2 separate regions of the Homo sapiens genome follow, and region 2 is linked to region 1. Evidence: read pairs that join two places in POLR2A ChIA-PET (ENCODE). Cell type or tissue: PC-9. All regions are shown on one strand. Links, peaks and the distances in the headings refer to the core of each region. The heading gives the core; the rest is flanking DNA.

The links. Peaks named below come from ENCODE experiments on the same cell type or tissue, not always from the same donor. Only the 100,000 strongest peaks of a DNase experiment are listed, where the experiment ranks them.
Region 2: POLR2A ChIA-PET joins it to region 1 with 13 read pairs; 10 of 35 experiments call an interaction of 5 or more read pairs at or near these places.

The regions. Positions count from the first base shown.
Region 1 is chr1:228,408,958-228,418,530 of GRCh38, forward strand. TRIM17 (tripartite motif containing 17) reads right to left here and starts at 7,904. Exons shown (of 7, transcript NM_016102.4): 1 at 7,582-7,904; 2 at 5,687-6,156; 3 at 4,840-4,935; 4 at 1,989-2,219; 5 at 432-454; 6 at 215-318. The coding sequence starts at 6,115. It overlaps LOC124904537 (a long non-coding RNA gene), which reads left to right and starts at 314. Exons shown (of 2, transcript XR_007066918.1): 1 at 314-777; 2 at 1,728-4,300. RefSeq lists a silencer at 7,363-7,472. In PC-9, for the core only: CTCF peaks have their summits at 7,423 and 7,624; a DNase peak (open chromatin) is centred at 3,874; H3K4me3 peaks cover 2,321 bases; H3K27ac peaks cover 3,180 bases.
Region 2 is chr1:228,176,162-228,185,734 of GRCh38, forward strand. IBA57 (iron-sulfur cluster assembly factor IBA57) reads left to right here. Exons shown (of 3, transcript NM_001010867.4): 3 at 1-6,096. Among named protein-coding and RNA genes, the nearest start is that of IBA57, 15 kb to the left of the region's middle. RefSeq lists a silencer at 2,687-2,981. In PC-9, for the core only: a CTCF peak has its summit at 4,280; no DNase peak of the experiment used is centred there.

The DNA of each region.
Region 1 (9,573 bases), core at 817-8,816:
GCAGAGAGACCACTGGGAACTCAACAAGATTCATCCCATGAATTAGAACCACCAGTAACGCCGCCCTACGAAGGCACAGTGAATAGCCAGTGACCGTCACCAGGCAGTGCACTTGTAGAACCCCCCCCATTGGTGGCTTCCGAGGCTAGGGGGTACAGTGGGGCATCGCCAAGAGATCCTGGGTCAGAGGTCCTGGCCCTGGGTGCCCACTTACCTAGAAAGCCTCTTAGCACTTCAATCTGTCCGGGAACTCTGCACACAGTCCTGGGTCTGGTTGGGGGGGCAACCTCTGGGCACTGCACACTCACGTTGTTCTTCCTCCGGTGGGCACACACAGGGGAGTCTTATTGACTCCCCTGGCCCGACAGTCTTATTGTCCCCCCCGCCCACCGCTGCCACTGCCCCCGCCCCTGCCTGAGGGGACCACATACCTGCTCAGGGGTTCCTTCATGTCCTGCAAAAGACAGGGACGGAGGGTGGGGAGTGAGCCAAGCTCCTGGCTCACCTCAATGTCCCTGCTCCCTTCTTGTCCGTGTCTTAGGGCAAGACCCATCCTGTCCCCTGGGCATTCCCTTCCCACAATTGAGCTTCATGGCACTCCTGAGCCTTCCCCACTGCCCTAGCTCCCACTACCACCAGAGCCCCCAGTGCCTCACCTAAGCTGAGCTACCCTGTCAGCCCACGGCCACACGCCTGAGGTCCTGCAACTCAGGAGAGGCGGAGGGACCCCTTCCAGGCAAGTGGCCACTCAACACTGACCCTCCTCTCCCATTTCAGGTGGGTGCAGCCCACTCAGCAGGAATGGGGTGGGGGCGCAATTGGGTGCAGTTTGGGGAGGGAGGGGGGTGGGTAAGAGACTGAGGCACCTGGGGATTTTCTGTAGCCTCTTTAGGGATTCAGAGTTCCCTAAAGAGATCACTGTTTACTTCTCTGGCCTGGAAGCTACAAGGGACTTGTTTTCCAAAGGCCATATTTCTAGTTGCCAGAGCGTGACCCTAACTCTAGGCAGGGACTCTCATGCAGGTGGCGCGCTTGGCCCTCTGCTCATAGGAGCACCCTTCTACCAGCTGCAGGGGCTTTTCCCTCAGTTGGTCAGCAAACCAATGTAGTGGGTTGTGAACAGGCTGCTTTGTTTTTCCTTTTCCTTTTTTTTTTTTTTCCTAGATGTGATCTCACCATCACCCAGGGTGGAGTGCAGTGGCGCAATAGCTCACTACAGCCTTGAACTCACGGGCTCAAGCAGTCTTCCTGCCTCAGCCTCCTGAGTCCTGGGACCACAGGCGCACGCCACCATGCCCTGCTAATATTTTTAAGTTTTTGTAGAGATGGCGTCTTATCAGCCGTAATCAAGCCCCCTCTCCAGGGCCATGGCACACAGGCTGGTCCCGGCAGACAGGCTGGCTGCTTCACCTCCCCACTGCCGTTGCCACACAACTCACTCCTGGGACAGTGCACCTCCTCCACACCGAGACATGGAGTCCCTGTCCCAAAGCCACACCTGGCTGCCAGGTGTCCCAAGCCACCTCTCTGGACTTGGAAGGAAATGGGGACACTGTCTCAGGTTGGAACCTGTAAGGGGCTGACTTGTGTCCCCACTAATTCACAGGTTGAAGCCTGAACCCTCAGGACCTCAGAATGTGACTGTGTTTGGAGATAGCATCTTTAAGGAGGGAGTTGAGGTCACTGGGGTGGGCCCTAATCCAGTCTGACTGGTGTCTTTATACAAGGAGATGATTAGGACAGAGACGTGCATAGAGAGATGATGCCATGAGGACGCGGGGAGGAGACGGCATCTTCAGGCCTAGGAGAGAGGCTCAGGAGGAACCAGGCCTGCCCGCACCTTGGCCTCAGCCACCCAGCCTCCAGGACTAGCAGACTGGGAGCTAACAGCCCTTTCCCGTTGGCTGCCTCTTCCCCAAGCCCAGCGCCCCCTGCCCATGCCTGTCAGAGCTCACATCCCACCCTGCCTGCCAAGCCTACTGGCTCACCTGCAGCATCTGGAGGGGCCCCTGTGTGCTCCGCTCCTCCAGCTGCAGCAGCAGCAGCTCCAGAGAGTGACCCTGCCGGTCCAGGCAGGCCACGCTCTCCCGGAGCCTGCTGGCAGTCTCCTCTTCTTCCGTCTCCAGAGCCTGGAGGAGCCTCTGCTCTTCTTCCACCAGGTAGAGGTTCATCTTCTCAAACTCCAGCACAATGCGTTCTCTCCGCTCCTTCACCTTGCCCTGCAGGAGTGGAGAAGCCCAGCATGTTGCCAGCAGGTGGCTCAGCTCCAGGGATGCTGGCACCTCTCCCCAGGGCCCTGGTGACCCACAAGATCACCAGCAACTGGAGCTTTAGTTGGGGACCAGGAACTGTGACAGAGGCCCCCACCTCTGCCATCCTGTGATACACTGAGTGTAACCCTCCGAGCCCCGAACTGCAACTTCTACACATCCAAACACCCATGCACCCTTGCTCTGAGGAGGTTCAGAATGTCCACCCCCAGATAAGCCTCTTGGGCATGTTAAACAAAATTTATGGGTGGCCATTGTTTTTTGTTTTGTTTTGTTTGAGACAGGGTCTCGCTCAGTTGCCCAGGCTGGAATGCAGTGGCACTTATTGCAACCTTGACCTCCTGGGCTCAAGTCATCTGAGTAGCTGGGACCACAGGCATGCACCACCACATCCAGCTAGTTTTTAAATTTTGTGTAGGGACAGGGTCTTGCTCTGTTGCCCAGGCTGGAGTGCAATGGCACAACCACAACTCACTGCAACTTTGACCTCCTGGCCTCAAGTGACCCTCCCACCTCAGCCTTCCAAGGAAGTGGGACGACAGACATGTGTCACCACCACCATGCCCAGCTAATTTTTAATTTTTTTGTAGAGACAGGGTCTTGCTATGTTGCCCAGGCTGGGGTTCAGTGGCATGATCATGGTTCACTGCTGTCTCAGACTCCTGGGCTCAGGTGATCCTCAGGGGCCACTGTTTTGAACTGGGCTCCTGCGCTGGGTCCTAGAAGACCAGACCCAACCAGAATGGAGTCACTGGTGCTAATGAAACCAAGGGGTTCACTGATCAGGTCAGCCTGCCCTGATTGCTTTTTGTTATTTTGTTTTTCCTTTTTCCATGAAGCTGAAGGCTGTGCCTCTGAATGCTGACGCCCACCCTTCACTGGCTCTTTATAGATAATATTCACAGGTCACCATGGGACTGGTCGCTTCAGGAATGTGGGGCAGCTCCTGTCCAGCTGAAACCAGTTGAGACCATCTGCCCTTCAAGTGGACCTGTCCCAGTGCCCGAGGTGGCCTTTTGATGTGAGAGGGCCAAAACTTCCAACCTCAGATCATGCTAAGGCTGCCGTTTCTGGTACCTGTGTCCTGTGAAATGCCATGCACCCCGACGACACCTGCACAGAATGGGCCTGCTGGACCACCCTGCCTCCGTAGTTCATAAAGACTCCCAAGCTGTATCACTTGGGAGGCAGGTTTAAGAGCTGTTCTCCCTCCTCTTCACTCAGTGGCCTTGCAAATAAATCTTTTCTCTTAGCTGGGTGCAGTGGCTAACGCCTGTAATCCCAGTGCTTTGGGAGGCTGAGGCGGGAAGATAGTTTGAGCTCAGGAGTTCAAGGCCAGCCTGGGCAATAGCAAGACCTTGTCTCTACAAAAAAAAAAAAAAAAAAAAAAAAAAAAGCTGGTCTTGGTGGCAAGTGCCTGTAGTCCCAGCTACTCAGGAGGTTGAAGCAGGAGGATCACTTGAGTCCAGGAATTTGAGGCTGCAGTGAGCTATGATTGCATCACTGTGCTCCAGCCTGGGCCACAGAGCGACTCTGACTCAAGAAAAAAACAAAAAATAACAACAAAGATCTCTAAATCTGTTTTAATTTTGTGTTTTGACAGGCATTAGGATTAAGGTTAACTAAAGGCCATTGAGAACCCGCAGAAGCAGGAAAACCTGTTTGCCTCCCCCATTAGCTGCCTAAAAAAATAAAGTGCCTGGCCTGGCGCGATGACTTATGCCTGTAATCCCAGCACTTTGGGAGGCCGAGGCAGGCAGATCACCTGAGGTCAGGAGTTCAAGACCAGCCTGACCAACATGGTGAAACCCCATCTCTACTAAAAGTACAAAAGTTAGTCGGGCATGGTGGTGGGCACCTATAGTCCCAGCTGCTTGGGAGGCTGAGGCAGAAGAATTGCTTGAACCCGGGAGGCAGAGGTTGCAGTGAACTGACACCGCACCATTGGATTCCAGCCTGGGCAACAAGAGTGAAACTCCATCTCAAAAAAAAAAAAAAAAAAAATTAAAAAGTGCCCTTTCATGAAGGAATTTCCAGTGGTCAAGGCATCTATACCAGAAAGAGAGTTCCAAAAACAACTCTTCACCTGAGACACTTGTTTAAATACTTAACCAACATCACCTGCCTCCCCAGCCCAGAGGCCCCCAAGCCCTATTCCTTTGTGGTGCTGACCTACGCCCCTGCCCTCTGGCTGCCTCCTTTGTGGTATTGAGCCCCCACCTTCTGGCTGCCTCCTTTGTGGTACTGAGCCCCCGCCCTCTGGCTGCCTCCTTTGTGGTACTGAGCCCCTACCCTCTGGCTGCCTCTTTGAGTCTGATTTTTGAGGCCCCTTCTCTCCACCCTATGTGTGCATCTGTAATTTAAAATTGCCTTTTTATCTTTTTCTCTGCTGTTCATCTGTCTTAAGTCAGTTTCATTCTGAGGCCAGCCACAGAACCTAGAAGGGTAGAGGCAACTTTCTTCTTTTCCTGCCACTGCGGCAGCATATCCCCACGGGCAGACACAGACGTGGAAATGCAGGAAGATGGAGCAGCAGCAGGAAAGGGACTGGACAGCCCTGGGCACCCACCTGCCACTCGGCTAAGCTCTGCTCCTCCCTGGCCTGCAGATTCCCTGTCCTGGTGATCTGCTCCCGAAGGTACTCCATGTCCTCCTCCAGCTTCAACTGTGGGACACACAAACCGCAGGATTTGGGATCAGCGATCCCCCTACCTCCTGCCTAGAGTCCAGTTGTGCTCGCTGAAACTGCACCCACCCCAGAGACCCTCCTCAGGAGGGGCAGGGGATCAAAATACGTCACCCAGAATGTGCCACCTTGGATTATTTTGAGCTGAAGGCACTTAAAAAAGGGCAGGTGTAAGAATTGCTGTGACCCTCGGCCTTCCTAAGAGCAGAAGGCACAGCCACCATGCCAGAGAGGACTGCCCTAGGCCAGGAGGAAAGCCATGTTCTTACCAAGGGCGGGAAAGCCGAAACCAGAGAAATCTGTGCAAAGGGACCCTGCTAAACTAACCCTCATCCTCCTCAGGTACATGTTTGGCTCTAACATGCTTCCATGGGCCTCTGGCTCCTTGGGAGCGACTCCTGGGTCATGGAAAGCTTACAGGGAATGAATTTCAGTGCTTTGCTTCTGCTTATCTGTCTCAAATCAGTTTGGTTCTCAGAGCCACCCAAAATACTCTGAGAGGAGAGGTAAGATTTTGCAATGCCTGCATCATACAGTGTAGGCCCACATTGTCCCCAGGGACACCCCTACCCAGCCACAGGCCACCTTGTCCCCTGGATGCCTCCTCCCCAGCCCCTGACTCGGGCCACTTTGTCCCTGGACACCTCCTCCCTCCCCCATGATCTGGGTCACCTTGTCCCCCTGGATGCCTCCTCCCCGGCCCCTTGACCTGGGCCCCGATGTGGCCTACCTTGTACCCCTGCACTGCCTCCTCGGCGGGCAGCACCCTGTGCAGCCGGTGCTCCCGGGACTCCCTGCACACCACACAGATGGGGCTCTGGTCCTTCTGGCAGAAAAGCTTGAGGGGCTCGTGGTGCTCCTGGCACAGGTCTTGCTTCTGCAGACCAGGATGCTGCTGCGCCATCTCGGCCACCTTGGTCAGCAGCCGGTTGGGCAGCAGGTTCCTCTGCGGGGACATCTCTCTGCACTCGGGGCAGGGGAAGGAGCCCTTCCGCTTCCGCCTCCCCTTCTTGCCCCTCGCCTTTTCCCAGCTCAGCTGGATGCAGGCTCGGCAGAAGTTGTGGCCACAGGTGGTCATCACAGGGTCTGTGAAGTAATCCAGACAGATGGAGCACGTAGCTTCCTCCTGCAGTTTTCTGGCGAGTTCCACAGCCTCCATGGCTCCTGGGAGACACGAGGCAGGTTCCCGCTTGAGGGACTCTGGAGAGAGTTGGAGGGAGCAGCCCGATGATCTGGGCGCCGGCAGTGTGCAACCGTCCTGTACAGCCTCCCTTTACAGAGGAGGGCTAGGACTGCAGTCCAGTTAGAGAGTCCAGAGTCATCATTTTTAGCCTTGTCAACAACAGACACAGATGCCTCCCCAGAAACTACACAGACCCTCCCTGACCAATGCTCTGCAGGCCCCTCCGCCTCTCCTCTCCACTGGGCCTGGACCCTACCCGTCCACTTCCGCCTGCTGCTGGCTACCCCCAGCTCCACATCTCATCAGCTCCTCCTCCCCGACAGACCGTTGCCGGCTAGGCCTTCAACCTGCCTTTCTGGAGAAGCCTGCTAGGTCAGCTTAGGGAGAAGCCCCTACCCTTGGAGCCTTCCCTTAATCACTTTCCATCCACTGACCCCACCCAGATCCCCACTCCAACTCCCCCATACATCCCCAGCTGTCTTTGCTGGCGCAACTCTCCCATTGCAAGTAGCCTGACTAAAGAGCCTTTCAAATGTCAGAATTTTTTCTTTAACAAAACCCCGTACACCAAAGGAAGAAGGGATGGGCTATCAGAGGAAAAAAGCTCTCTTCCATTCGGTAGTGAGGTGGGGTTCAGAAAAAACACGCGTGTGCATGTACGCACAGACGAACACCCATACACATACCCATGTATGTATACAAACGTGCATGTGCACACACGCATACCCACGCATACACACCACACAAATACAAACATGTACGCACAGAAACACTGATCCACAAACACAGCACACACAGGCACAGATGCACATATCGGTAAACATACATGCATGTACACACAGGTACACGCGCGCACACACGCACAGGCACACAAGCATGCACATAGATGCCCCCTGCAATCTCAACACTCGCGACCCCACGCAGTGGAGATCTACAGACTTTCGCCTACGCCACGGGGTTGCTATGGGGACCGAGTTGCAGAAGGAGTTGAAAATCGCGTCTACACTGCAAGCACGATTCTCCCCTTCCGTTCTGCCATCCCCTAAAGCGAGGGCGTCTAGGGGTCTCAGACTTCCCCGGCTCTGTCCCACGTCCAGTTTCTCGGAGCTTTCTGCACGCCAACCACCCGGCGCCAGCCCTCCGACTCCCCCCAAGAGCCCTAACGGAGGCACCCAGCCCACCCTGACCGAAGCCGGGCAGGGACAGCGGCAGCGGGCCTGGGGCTCTGGCTCTGGCTGCCGGGATGGCTGTCCTTCCCGCTCTGGTCCGCTAGGGTCCCGGTAGAGTTACCTTGTTGAAGCGCGCTAGCCCCTCCAGGGACGCGGCGGCCGGCGGAGGCGGGAAGGCCGGGCGTTGGAGGGCGAGGAGGACCGGGTTAGGCTTAGGTCGTGGCCCAGGCGCCACAGGAGGGTAGCCTAGGCGGCGGGGTGGGGGCTACTCACCGCGGGGAAGGGGGGCCCGCACAGCGCCTAGTGCACCTGGCCGAGCGCTCGCTGCCGGGAAAGGCTGGGTCTGCCCCCACGAAGCCCAGGAGGCTGCGGCCCGGCCCGGGGCGTGGGGACCTGGGGTCGGGAGGCCTAGGGACTTTGTGGCGTCAGCGGGGGCTGGGGGGCGGCGGGGGAGGGGAATGCTGGGCGAGGGAGTGTTCGGCGGCCGGGACTGGGGCGGCGCCTCTTAGGAGAGGTTGGGGGTGGCTTGGGGAAGGAAGGCGGCAGGGGGTGGAAGGCTCTGGACGAGCCGGGGACAGGCGCAGCGGGTGCTGACTGGGCGGTGGGGAGGATGTGGTCCACAGCCCAGCGAAGGGAGGAGTCTTGTTGGCCTGGGGTGGGACTTTTAGGGGAGGTTAAGGGAGTGTGGAGGGTGGGGAGTTGGGGGGTTACTTGGGGGTGGGGAGTGGAATGGGGACAGCTGGTGGGGCTAGGGGCGGGCAGGCGAGCGTCAGGGTGGGGGGAGTGGGATTGGAAGAGGCTTCTCAACCTGGGGTTGGGGCTGCGGGAGGGCACGCGAGCCCCAGGCTGGAGGGTTAGGTGAGGGGCTAAGTTGGTCGGGGTAGGGGATGGAGAGGAGTTTGTGTGGGCTGGGGTGGGGGCGAGGCAGCAGGAGCGAGTGCCTGTTGAGAAGCTATGAAGGGGGTCCCCAGGAGCAGCCAGTCAGCCGCCAGGTCTGCCCACATGGTTGGCAGTCAGCATCAGGCTGAGGGTACAGGGAGGGGCGTCCCAATCCTGTGGGCGGACCAGTTTGGAGGGACCACCTGGCAGGTCAGGTCCCCTAGAACCAGGCGGGACGGGGTGGGTCTTGCCGACACCCCAGGTGGTTTTGTTACCAGAAACAGGTCCTGATCCAGACCCCAAGAGAGGGTTTTGGATCTTGGGCAAGAAAGAATTCGGGGCAAATCCATAGAGTAAAGTGAAAGCAAGTTTATTAAGAAAGTAAAGGAATAAAGAGTGGCTACTCCATGGGCAGACCAGCCCCCAGGGCTACAGGTTGCCCATTTTTATGGCTATTTACTGATTATATGCTAAATAAGGGGTGGGGTATTCATGAGTTTCCCAGAAAAGGAAGGGCAATTCCAGAAACTGAGGGCTCCTCCCCTTCTTAGACCATATAGGGTAACTGTGACCTTGTCTTGGCATCTGTAAACTGTTGTGGCACTGGTGAGGGTATCTCATAGCATGCTAACGTATTAAAATTAGCATATAATGAGCAGTCATGATAACCAGAGGTTATTCTGGTCGCCATCTAGGTTTTGGTGGGATTTTGCTGGCCTCTTCACCACATACTGTTTCATCAGCAAGGTCTTTATGACGTGTATCTTGTGCCAACCTCCTATCCCATCCTGTGACTTGGAATGTCTAACCTCTGGGGAATGCAGCCCAGCAGGTCTCAGAATTATTTTACCCAGCCTCTATACAAGATGGAGTTGCTCTGGTTTAAAAGTCTCTTACGGTTTCAGCCAAAATGCCGCCCCCAGCCCTGCCCAGGTCCTGACTGGTGGCCATTTCTCCTGGCCTTGAGTCCCCACGCCTAGTCATCACGCTTCATCCTCCAGTAGAGGGATGCACCTTTCACATGGAGGGTTCATCTCCTGCTTTCAGGAACAGGAGCCAGAGGCCTGCGTGCCCTGAGTCAGAGTCCTGGGATTGGAGAGAGAGGACAGATGAAGAAACTAAGGCTTGGCCCACACAGGGGGTGCAGACAGGCAGGAAAACAGGGCCTTGAAGGCTAAGAGGCACCATTCTGCAATCTCCTGGGTGTGCGGGTGTAGACAGCTGGCCACAGGCATAGATGGCTGGCTTTCCCTGGGCTCACTCGGTAGAGTGTTTCTTCTGTGGTCTCTCATCACTCGCACACACAAAGGGGTCTGTGTGCTGTCAGGTGCGGGCTGGCTGCGCACACTGGCCGATTAAGTGAATTACCCTTGTGAACCCAGAATA
Region 2 (9,573 bases), core at 155-8,154, 230 kb before region 1:
CCCTCCAGGAGCGTGGGGTGGGGGCCAGCGCAGGGCTCAGGAGCCAGCAGGGCAGAGTTCTGCCTGTGTGTGCTGGGTTTTGGCATAGCCTGTGTTTGCAGTGAGAGTGACTTGCTGTCAGTCACGGGGCACAGCCTCCTGTTCACCCACTGGCTTCCCCCTTCCCACTGAAGTGTGAGCTCTATGTTTCAGGGCATCTATTAAAGAGTGAGCCACAGGCAGCCCCTTGGGAGCTCTGGTTTCATTTGGGGGAGAGGGAGGTGGGGGCTTAGTTTTTGTGATCTGGCTGACTGGACCCCGGGAACAGCGCTCCTTTGAGAACGCCCAGACCTACCAGATGAAGCACTTGGCATGGCTGCAGGCCAGCAGGGGAGGCCTCAGAGGCCCAGGCTGGGCACGTGGGTGCCGAGTCTGCAAAGGACAGCCCCATGGCTGTGAGCTGTCGGCTGCAGGGCGCAGGGCCTGGGGGGCAGGCGTTTGGGCCACCAAGCTGGACGTTAGGGTGGCCACAGAGGGCCAAGCAGGCAGGGAGCCTGTGCCGCCATCCTGGGGGGCCACAGGTGCTCTCTAGAAATCTGCAGCCATGGCGGTTTTGGGGTCAGGGGTCTAAAGGCAGCTCTGAGCTGCAGTGTAGTTTGTGATCACCCAGGAGGAGGGTGTAGAGCGGATGGACGGGAGGAAGCGGCTGCAGCTGGAGGGAAGAGAGGGGCCGTCCAGCCTCACCCGCTGCAGTCAGCTCTCCTATGGGCAAGGAAACAGCTAGGTGGCCCTGACCCCTGCGGTCCTGAGAGCCGGTGGCCTTCAGCCCCTCTTGGACAGGTCATGGTCTGGAAGCGCCCAGCGCAGGATGGATTCCAGACCAGCATCCCTGCAACCTTTTCAGCCCCACTGGCTGCTGCTTTAAACTGGCATGGAGACATTTGATCAGCTTCCCAGCCAGTTTTCTCTCCAGCTCAGCCAGGAGTGGGTGCCTGTGGCCTGTGTCACCAAGAGCTGGTGTCTCCTGCATGAGGGGCATGCACCCCTGGAATGAGGGTCTGTGCCTCGAGCTCAAAGTGTCCCGGCTCTGTCATCTGCCTGAAGTTGCCTGGCTTTTCCAGTGGGGCCTCCTTGAGTGCTGCAGCATCTGGGAGCATCCTAGCCTGTCCCGTGGGTGTGGCTGGGTGAGGGCTAGGAGGTGAGCCAGGAAGGAAGCACTCCACTCCAGAGTGAGGTGCCGCCTGAGCCATCCTGTGCCCCCTCAGTGTCTTCAGGTCTCTGCAGGTGTCAGGATCTCAAAATACTTGGTTCAGATCAAACACATTTCGTGTTCTTCTGTGTCCTTTTTTTTTTTTTTTTTTTTTTTTGAGATGGAGTCTTGCTCTGTTGGCCAGGCTGGAGCTCAGTGGCACAATCTCTGCTCACTGCAACCTCTGCCTCCCAGGTTCCAGTGATTTTCCTGCCTCAGCCTCCTGGGTAGCTGGGACTACAGGCACATGCCCCATGCCCGGCTAATTTTTGTATTTTTAGTAGAGATGGGGTTTTACCATGTTGGCCAGGATGGTCTCAATTACAGGCATGAGCCACTGTGCCCAGCCTCTTCTGTGTCTTTAAAAAGGAAAGTGTCAGTCAACAAAAGAGCCCCTCTGTCATACAAACCAAATCAGTTTTCACCAAAATGTCCTTAGTCCTCTCAGAAAGGCCTGGCCTTTAGGACCTTGGAAGCAGGCCCTAAAGCGCATCGGCAGGGTCAGAGCTTTGTGTTCAGGAACACTGGGATCTGCTGAGAGCTGGTGTAGCCGCTCCAAAACTGCACACTGCTTTTCCTGTCTGCTTTAGTTTGTGTTGTAAAAACATAGGAAGTTCGTGTGTGTGTGTGTGTGTGTGAATTCAAGGCATAAGGTGCAGTTGTGTTATGTGGGTATAGTGCATGGTGGTGCAGTCTGGGCTTCTTACCCTCACACCTCCTGCCTCCCCTCGTTAGAGTCCCCCACATCCGCCTTCCACTTTCTGAGCCCACATTGCCTGTTGGGCAGCTCCTGGTTATGAGGCAGGACGTGTGGTGTTTGACTGTCTGTTTCTGAGCTGTTTTACTTAACACAGTGTATATGGTGCATCTTTAGGAAAGCATGCTTGTATTTTCCTTTCAAAGCCAGATATGGGCGGGTGTGGTGGCTCATGCCTGTGATCCCAGCACTTTGGGAGGCCGAGGCAGGAGGATTGCTTGAGCCCAGGAGTTTGAGAGCAGCCTGGGCAACATATCAAGACTCTGTCTCTTAAAAAAAAAAAAATTAGCCAGGCATGGTGGTCCACACCTGTGGTCCCACCTATTCGGGAGGCTGAAGTGCGAGGATCACTTGAGCCCAGGAGGTTGAGGCTGCAGTGAGCTGTGATTGTGCCACTGCACTCCAGCCTGGGCAACAGAGCAAGACCCTGTCTTAAAACAAAGAAAGAATAAAAAAGAAGAGAAGTTGCAGTTGGTAGTATTTCCAGAGCCCGGCAGACAGTGTAGAAACTGTGAGAAACCCACCTCCAAATCAGGCCTTAGATAGAAAACATCCTAAGAAGTATACGTTCATTGTAAAATCATTATCATCATCATCTTCTAATCCCCAAGGAGACAAGCTCCCTGTTCTGTGTTCTTGTATGAGGCGGTCAGTCAAGCGCAGCCCGAGAGGAGAGGCAGGAGCCTGGGAGAGCCTCTGCTAGACCTTTCCTGGCACTTCCCCAGGAAAGGCAAGGCAGGGCAGATGTGCGGCTGGCCAGCTGGAGTGATTTCCATGGGCTCCAAGCTGTAGGAGTGGTCCCTGGCTGCCAGAGTGCTCTGGCCAGATAGAGGTGGGCTCTGGACTGGTGAGGCTGCATTGCGGAGGCGCGCACACCCAGCTGGGCCCTTATCTGTAAGGACTGGCTGGCCTGGGAGGGGCAGTCTCCCAGCCAGAAGGTGGAATTTTTTTTTTTTTTTGAGATACCAAAACATCCTAAGGTACAGGAAAGAAATTGTCAACACACACACACAGTACCATAAACAAGGCCCAGCAGAAAGGCAGACAGAAGCACACACACCAATGTTCTGATCTTAGAGTAAGCAGACACATCACATGGAATGAGGATGTTTAATATATTTAAAGAAAACAATTTATGCACAGGAAGCAAGAGACTATAAAAATGACCAAGCAGATTTTAAAAAGAGAACTTGTTGAAATAAAAATAAAATACTCTAAAAAATATTCCATGATGTGTTTCCTGAAGAATCGGGAACTGTTTGAAGAAATGACCCAAAGTGCAGCACAGAAAGACAGAGCTGGAAAATATGAGATGGGATGAGACAAGAAGATGGAGAGTTTAGTATGACATCCGCAATTTACGAGTAATTCCAGAAGGAGGGGAAAGAGAATATGGGGTGGAGGCAAGTATTCAGAGAAATACGGCTGAGAACTTTCCCAAACCAACAGGAGCCCCTGCTCCTTAGGTTCAGGAACCAGCAGCTCCCAAGCAGCATAGTTAAAAAGCTCTACCCAAACAGTCACGTCTTGGTGAAAGTACAGAATCTCATGACAAAGAGATCTTAAGGCAGAAAAGAAAGAGATTATCTGGAAAGAAGAAAATAAGTAGTTGATTAAAAGCAACAGTGGAAGCCAGAAAGATAGTAAATAATATCTTCAAAGTCCTGGGAGAAAATAGTGATAGCCTAGAATTGTGTACCCAGAAAATCCGTCTTTCAAGAATGAGGGGCCAGGCGCAGTGGCTCACGTCTGTATTCCCAGCACTTTGGGAGGCCAAGGCAGGTGGATCACCTGAGGTCAGGAGTTCAAGACCAGCCTGATCAACATGGTGAAACCCTGTCTCTACTAAAAATATAAAAATTAGCTGGGTGTGGTGGCATATTCCTGTAATCCCAGCTACTCGGGAGGCTGAGGCAGGAGAATCACTTGAACCCAGGAGGCAGAGGTTGCAGTGAGCCAAGATTGTGCCATTGCACTCCAGCCTGGGCAATAGAATGAGACTCTGTCTCAAAAAAAAAAAAAAAAAAAAAAAAAAAAAGAGGGCTAAACGCATTTTCATACCACGAAACTGCCCTCACTCCGGAGTTTGCTGCCAGCAGAGCCTAGAGCGTCTAAGGCATGTCTGGGCTTCTGGCGAGGGATCCTGTGGGGAAGCTGGAGATGGAAGAAGGAGTGAATAGGCAGGAAGGTGGATTTGTGGGCATGTCTAAAACACCACATCTAGAAGCTTCTACTTAGAATGCCTACTTTTGGAGTTTATAAAAAAGATGCCACATGTTGAGTTGGGAGAGAGGTGCCCAAACCTACAGTGTTCTAAAGTCCCCCTACTGGTCGGAAGGAGGGCACGGACACTGACTTCAGCATCTGTTACAAGGCTTATCAGAGTTTTCAGATAATCTCTAAAAGAATGGAAATATATCTTCCAAACTATAGAGGGAAGACCATGGAATTTAAAAGCCAGTCCTTCAAGGAGAAATGAACAAACTCAAAATCGTAGTTGGGAGTGTTTTTTTTTTTTTTGAGACAGAGTCTCACTCTTGCCCAGGCTGGAGTGGAGTGGCATAAACACAGCTCACTACAGCCTCAACCTTCTGGGCTCAGATGATTCTCCTGCCTCAGCCTCCTGAGTAGCAGGAACTACAGGTGTGAGTCATCACACTCAGCTAATTTTTTTTTTTTTTTTTTACTTTTTGTAGAGATGGGGTTCTCACTGCATTGCCCAGGCTGGTCTTGAATTTCTGGGCTCAGGTGATCTTCCCACCTCAGCCTCCTGAGTAGCTGGGACCACAGGTGCATGCTAATTTTTAAAATTTTTTGTTTTTAAATGCTGGTCTTCAACTCTTGTCCCCAAGTAGCTGGGATTGGGGCATGAGGCACTGTGCTAACTTCATGTTGAAATTGAATTGCCATTCTAACAGTGTTAAGAGATGGGGCCTGTAAGAGGTGATTAGGCTGTGAGGGCTCCACTCTCCAAGGGCGGAGTTAATGTTATGAAAGGGTAAGTCCAGCCCGCTTGTGCCTCTCTTGCCCTCCAGTGTTCAAAGCACCATCTTGGAGGTGGAATTCCCAAGTCGGCCAGTTCCTGGATCTTGGACTGTCCGGTCTCCAGAACCGTGAGCCAATAAACCTCTGTTCCTTGTAAATGAGTCAGCCTCAGGTATTCTCTTGTAGCAGCACAAATGGAGGCAGACACTTCCTTCACCAATCTCATGGGAGGCCCACTCCTGTGAGCTGCCTCTAGTTCCCCAGGCCACAGACTCCATCAGGGCTCACCTGGAGCCGTCCCTGTCTCACCTGGAAGCTCTCCCACTCCTCTGGCCAGCCTGGGCATCTCCACCCAATATGAGTGATGGCGACTGATTCCCTTACTTTAGCAAGCTGGGAATAAGGAATGTTTGCCTGTTCTTATTCAGGGGTCTCTGCATCTCCACACTTGCACAGGTTGTGTGTACATACATTTTCCTGTCTTTCTGGTAAGCCCCTGGGGTGGAGCTCTGGGCCACAGGGCAGGAAAACTCAGTGTTGCTAGGAACTGCCAGACATTTTCCCGGAGTGAGTGCAGCATTTACATTCCCACCAGAAGTGTGCCAGGTTCTTGTCATACTGCGTCCTCGCCAGCGCTTGGTGCTGTCAGTCTTCTTAGTTTCCATTTAGAGATTCAGTGTTTAAATTTTGAACGTCTTGGGTGAACACCTTGGTTTGAGAAAAGTAAGAAAAAGGGTCTGTCTGGCTATGGGCCATGGAGACCCAGGGCAGTGCTCCACGTGCCAACCCTGGGGCAGGGAGCCCAAGCTAGGACTGTGACTGTCTGGGCTGTGGGCATCTGACCATCTCCAGTGTCCCCGTCTTTGATTTCCCTGGCGATGGTGCTAGCTTAGTTTGTGCGCATCGGCATTTGTGGGAGAAATGAAGGATTAATACATTTTGTTTTATGTCAGACTCTCTCAGTGAGAAGTTCTCAGGGACAATAATAGCAGGGGGTCCTGCTGAAGAAAAACTGGGAGATGGCTGAGCTCTGGTCCATCTTTCATTGATTCATTCATTTCTTCATTCATTCAACCATGTATTGAATGCTTATAGCCAATGAAAATAAAGTACACAGTATATTTTATTGCTACGGGCTCTATGGTGAAAAATGAAGCAGGAAAGCGGGACAGGGTGTGTGTGGTGGGGACGGGGTGTGTATGGTGGGGACGGGGTGTGTGGTGGGGGGACGGGAAGTGTGTGGTGGGGACGAGGTGTGTGGTGGGGACGGGGTGTGTGTGGTGGGGACGGGGTGTGTGCGGTGGGGATGGGGTGTGCGGTGGGGACGGGGTGTGTGTGGTGGGGAGATGGGGTGTGTGTGGTGGGGACGAGGTGTGCGGTGGGGACGGGGTGTGTGTGGTGGGGAGATGAGGTGTGTGCGCTGGGGACGGGGTGTGTGCGGTGGGGACGGGGTGTGTGTGCTGGGGACGGGGTGTGTGCGGTGGGGACGGGGTGTGTGCGGTGGGGACGGGGTGTGTGCGGTGGGGACGGGGTGTGTGCGGTGGGGACGGGGTGTGTGTGGGGGGATGGGGTGTGTGGGGGAGGACGGGGTTTGTATGGTGGGGACGGGGTGTGTGGTGGGTGGGGTGTTTGTGGTGGAGACAGGGATGGGGCGTGTGAGGGCACTGGAGGTGTGGATAGCAGTTGGATGCCCAGCTGGGGGTAGGCAGTCTGGAGGGTCCTGAATTTGGGAGCTCAGATGTGTGGGCCACCCGGACATGCTGGAGAAGGGCATTTGGGGAAAACGGCTCTGAGGGGTGGACACCTGCCCTCTGGCCTCACCAGCTGTGGACAGGTGTGTGCTGATTGTGTTTCTGGTCTTTTAAGGACATCGTGCTGGGCTGCAGATGTTGCTGTTTTTTAATTGAAACTTTATTGCCCGCTGGACATGGTGGCTCATGCCCCCTAATCCCCACCTAACCCTAATCCTAATCACAGCACTTTGGGAGGCTGTGGTGGGAGGATCACTTAAGCCTAGGAGGTTAAGACTGGAGTGCTGTACAATCGCACCACTGCATTCCACAGCCTGGGCAACAGAGGGGGACCCTGTCTCAAAAAAAAGAGAAACTGCTGTTGCCATAATAGTTGTAAGAAATAATACAGAGCGATCCCTTGTTCCCTCTGCCCAACTTTTCCTAACAGTGAGTCTTTGCAGAACACCACAGTCTCACACAAGGACATGGACTTTGATGCCATCCGGTGGCCTTACTTAGCCTCCGCCCATCTTGCTTAGCATCCCCAGGAAGATCCCTGTGTGGCCCTTTCACACCTATGTCTCTAACGCCATCTTATCCCTAATCCCTGGCAACCATAGCCCATCTTCCGTTTCTAGAATTTTGTCATCTCAGAAATATCATATCCAGCTGGGCATGGTGGCTCACACTTGTAATCCCAGCACTTTGGGAGACTGAGGTGGGCAGATCACTTGAGGTCAGGAGTTCGAGACCAGCCTGGCCAACATGGTGAAATTCCGTCTGTACTAAATATACAAAAATTAGTCGGGCGTGGTGGCGCACGCCTGTAATCCAGCTACTCAGGAGGCTGAGGCAGGAGAATTGCTTGAACCCGGGAGACAGAGGTTGCAGTGAGCCAAGATCGTGCCACTGTACTCCAGCCTGGGTGACAGAGTGAGTGAGACTCTGTCTCCAAAAAAAAAAAAAAAAAAGAAACGTCATATCCGTGGGGTCATCCAGGTGCTGCCTCTGGCACGAGGACATGTGCTGGAGCTCTCTTCCAGCTGTTGCGTAGTTCGTTCCTTTTTATTTCTGAGTTGTTTTTCCTAGGGTGTGAGCCACGTCTCTTTGCCCATCTGCCCATTTGTTTTGGGCTGAATCATGTCCCCCCAACAATGTCACAGGCTGAAGCCATCATCCCCAGGGACTCGGAATGTAACTGTGTTTGTAGATACGATGTTCACAAACGTTGATTAAGTTAAAATGGGGTCATATGGGAGGGCCCTAATTTAATCTGACTGTGTCCTGATAAAAAGAAGAAATCTGGACACACAAAAAGACCCCCTGGGGTGCACACAGGGAGTAAAGGCCAAGTGAGGGCACAGGGAGAAGGCAGGGGCTGCCAGCTGCGGAGAGAGGCCTCGGAGGAACCAGTCCTGCCCCCTTGATCTCGGACTCCTGCCTCCAGGACTGTGGGAAAATCAGTGTGCTGGTGGCTCAAGCCGGTCGAGGCAGCACTGAAGACACGTGGGTTGTTTGCAATTGTTGCTGTTACACCTAAAACTGCCATAAATATTCATGGTCAATTTACTGTGTGAACATGCGTTTTCATTTCTCTGGGCCTGGAAATGTGATTGCTGGGCCATATAGTAACTGCCTGTTCTGTTTTGTAAAAAACTGCTCAGCTGCTTTCTAGAGTGGCAGTCTGGTTTCACCTTCCACCAGCAGTGTGTGAGTGATCTGGTTTCTCCATGTCCTCCCCAGCACATGGGGTGGTCACTGCTTTTTGGTTCTCCCCCTTCTGATCTAAGTGTGGTGACCTCATGCTGTGATTTCAGTTTGTATTGTGTTGATGGCCAATGCCACCGAACACCTTTTCATGTGCTTACTTGCCATCTGTACATCCTCTTTGGCGAAACGTTTTTTGCCCATTCTCTCTGTTTTTTTTTTTGAGACGGAGTCTTGCTCTGTCGCCCAGGCTGGAGTGCAGTGGCACAATCTCAGCTCATTACAACCTCCGCCTCCCAGGATCAAGTGATTCTCCTGCCTCAGTCTCCCAAGTAGCTGGGACTACAGGCGCCTGCCACCACACCTGGCTAATTTTGTATTTTTAGTAGAGACTGGGTTTTGCCATGTTGGCCAGGCTGGGCTCGAATTGCTAACCTCAGGTGATCCGCCTGCCTGGGCCTCCCAAAGTGCTGGGATTATAGGCACAAGCCACTGCACCTGGCCATTTTTTGCCCACTTTCTAATTGGATTGTTCATTTAATTCTCGTTGTTTAGCATGTCTTTTTTATTTCTTTATTTTTTTGAGACAGGGTCTGGCTCTGTTGCCCAGGCTAGAGTGCAGTGGTGTGATCTTGGCTCACTGCAGCCTCAACCTCCTGGGCTCAAGCGATCCTCCTGAGTCACTGGGACTACAGGTATGAGGTGCCACACCCCGCTAATTTTTGATTTTGTAGAGATGGGGTCTCACTCTATTGCCCAGGCTGGTCTTGAACTCCTAGGCTCAGACAGTCTTCTCACCTTGGCCTCCTAAAGTGCTGGGATCACAGGAGTGAGCCCCCATACCTGGCCTCAGTAGATACTGTGATACCATATGTCAGATCCAGTCGATTCTCATTATTTGGCAGTAGTTACATCCGTGAAGTCACCAGGATTGCCAAAATAGCAAATTATCATCTATCTCTCAGCAGAGAAATACTGGGAAGGCTCCTGGGAGCCTCTGGTCACATTTTCATCACCTAATCAATGCATAACCTTGCTTTAGGTGTGTTTTGTTTGAAGATACCTGGTTTAATACAGATTGCTGGTGCGTTCACGTGGTGCTCACGGCCTGGGGCACTGTAACTCCTGCTTATCTAACACGATCTTCACCAGGCTTGTCACGG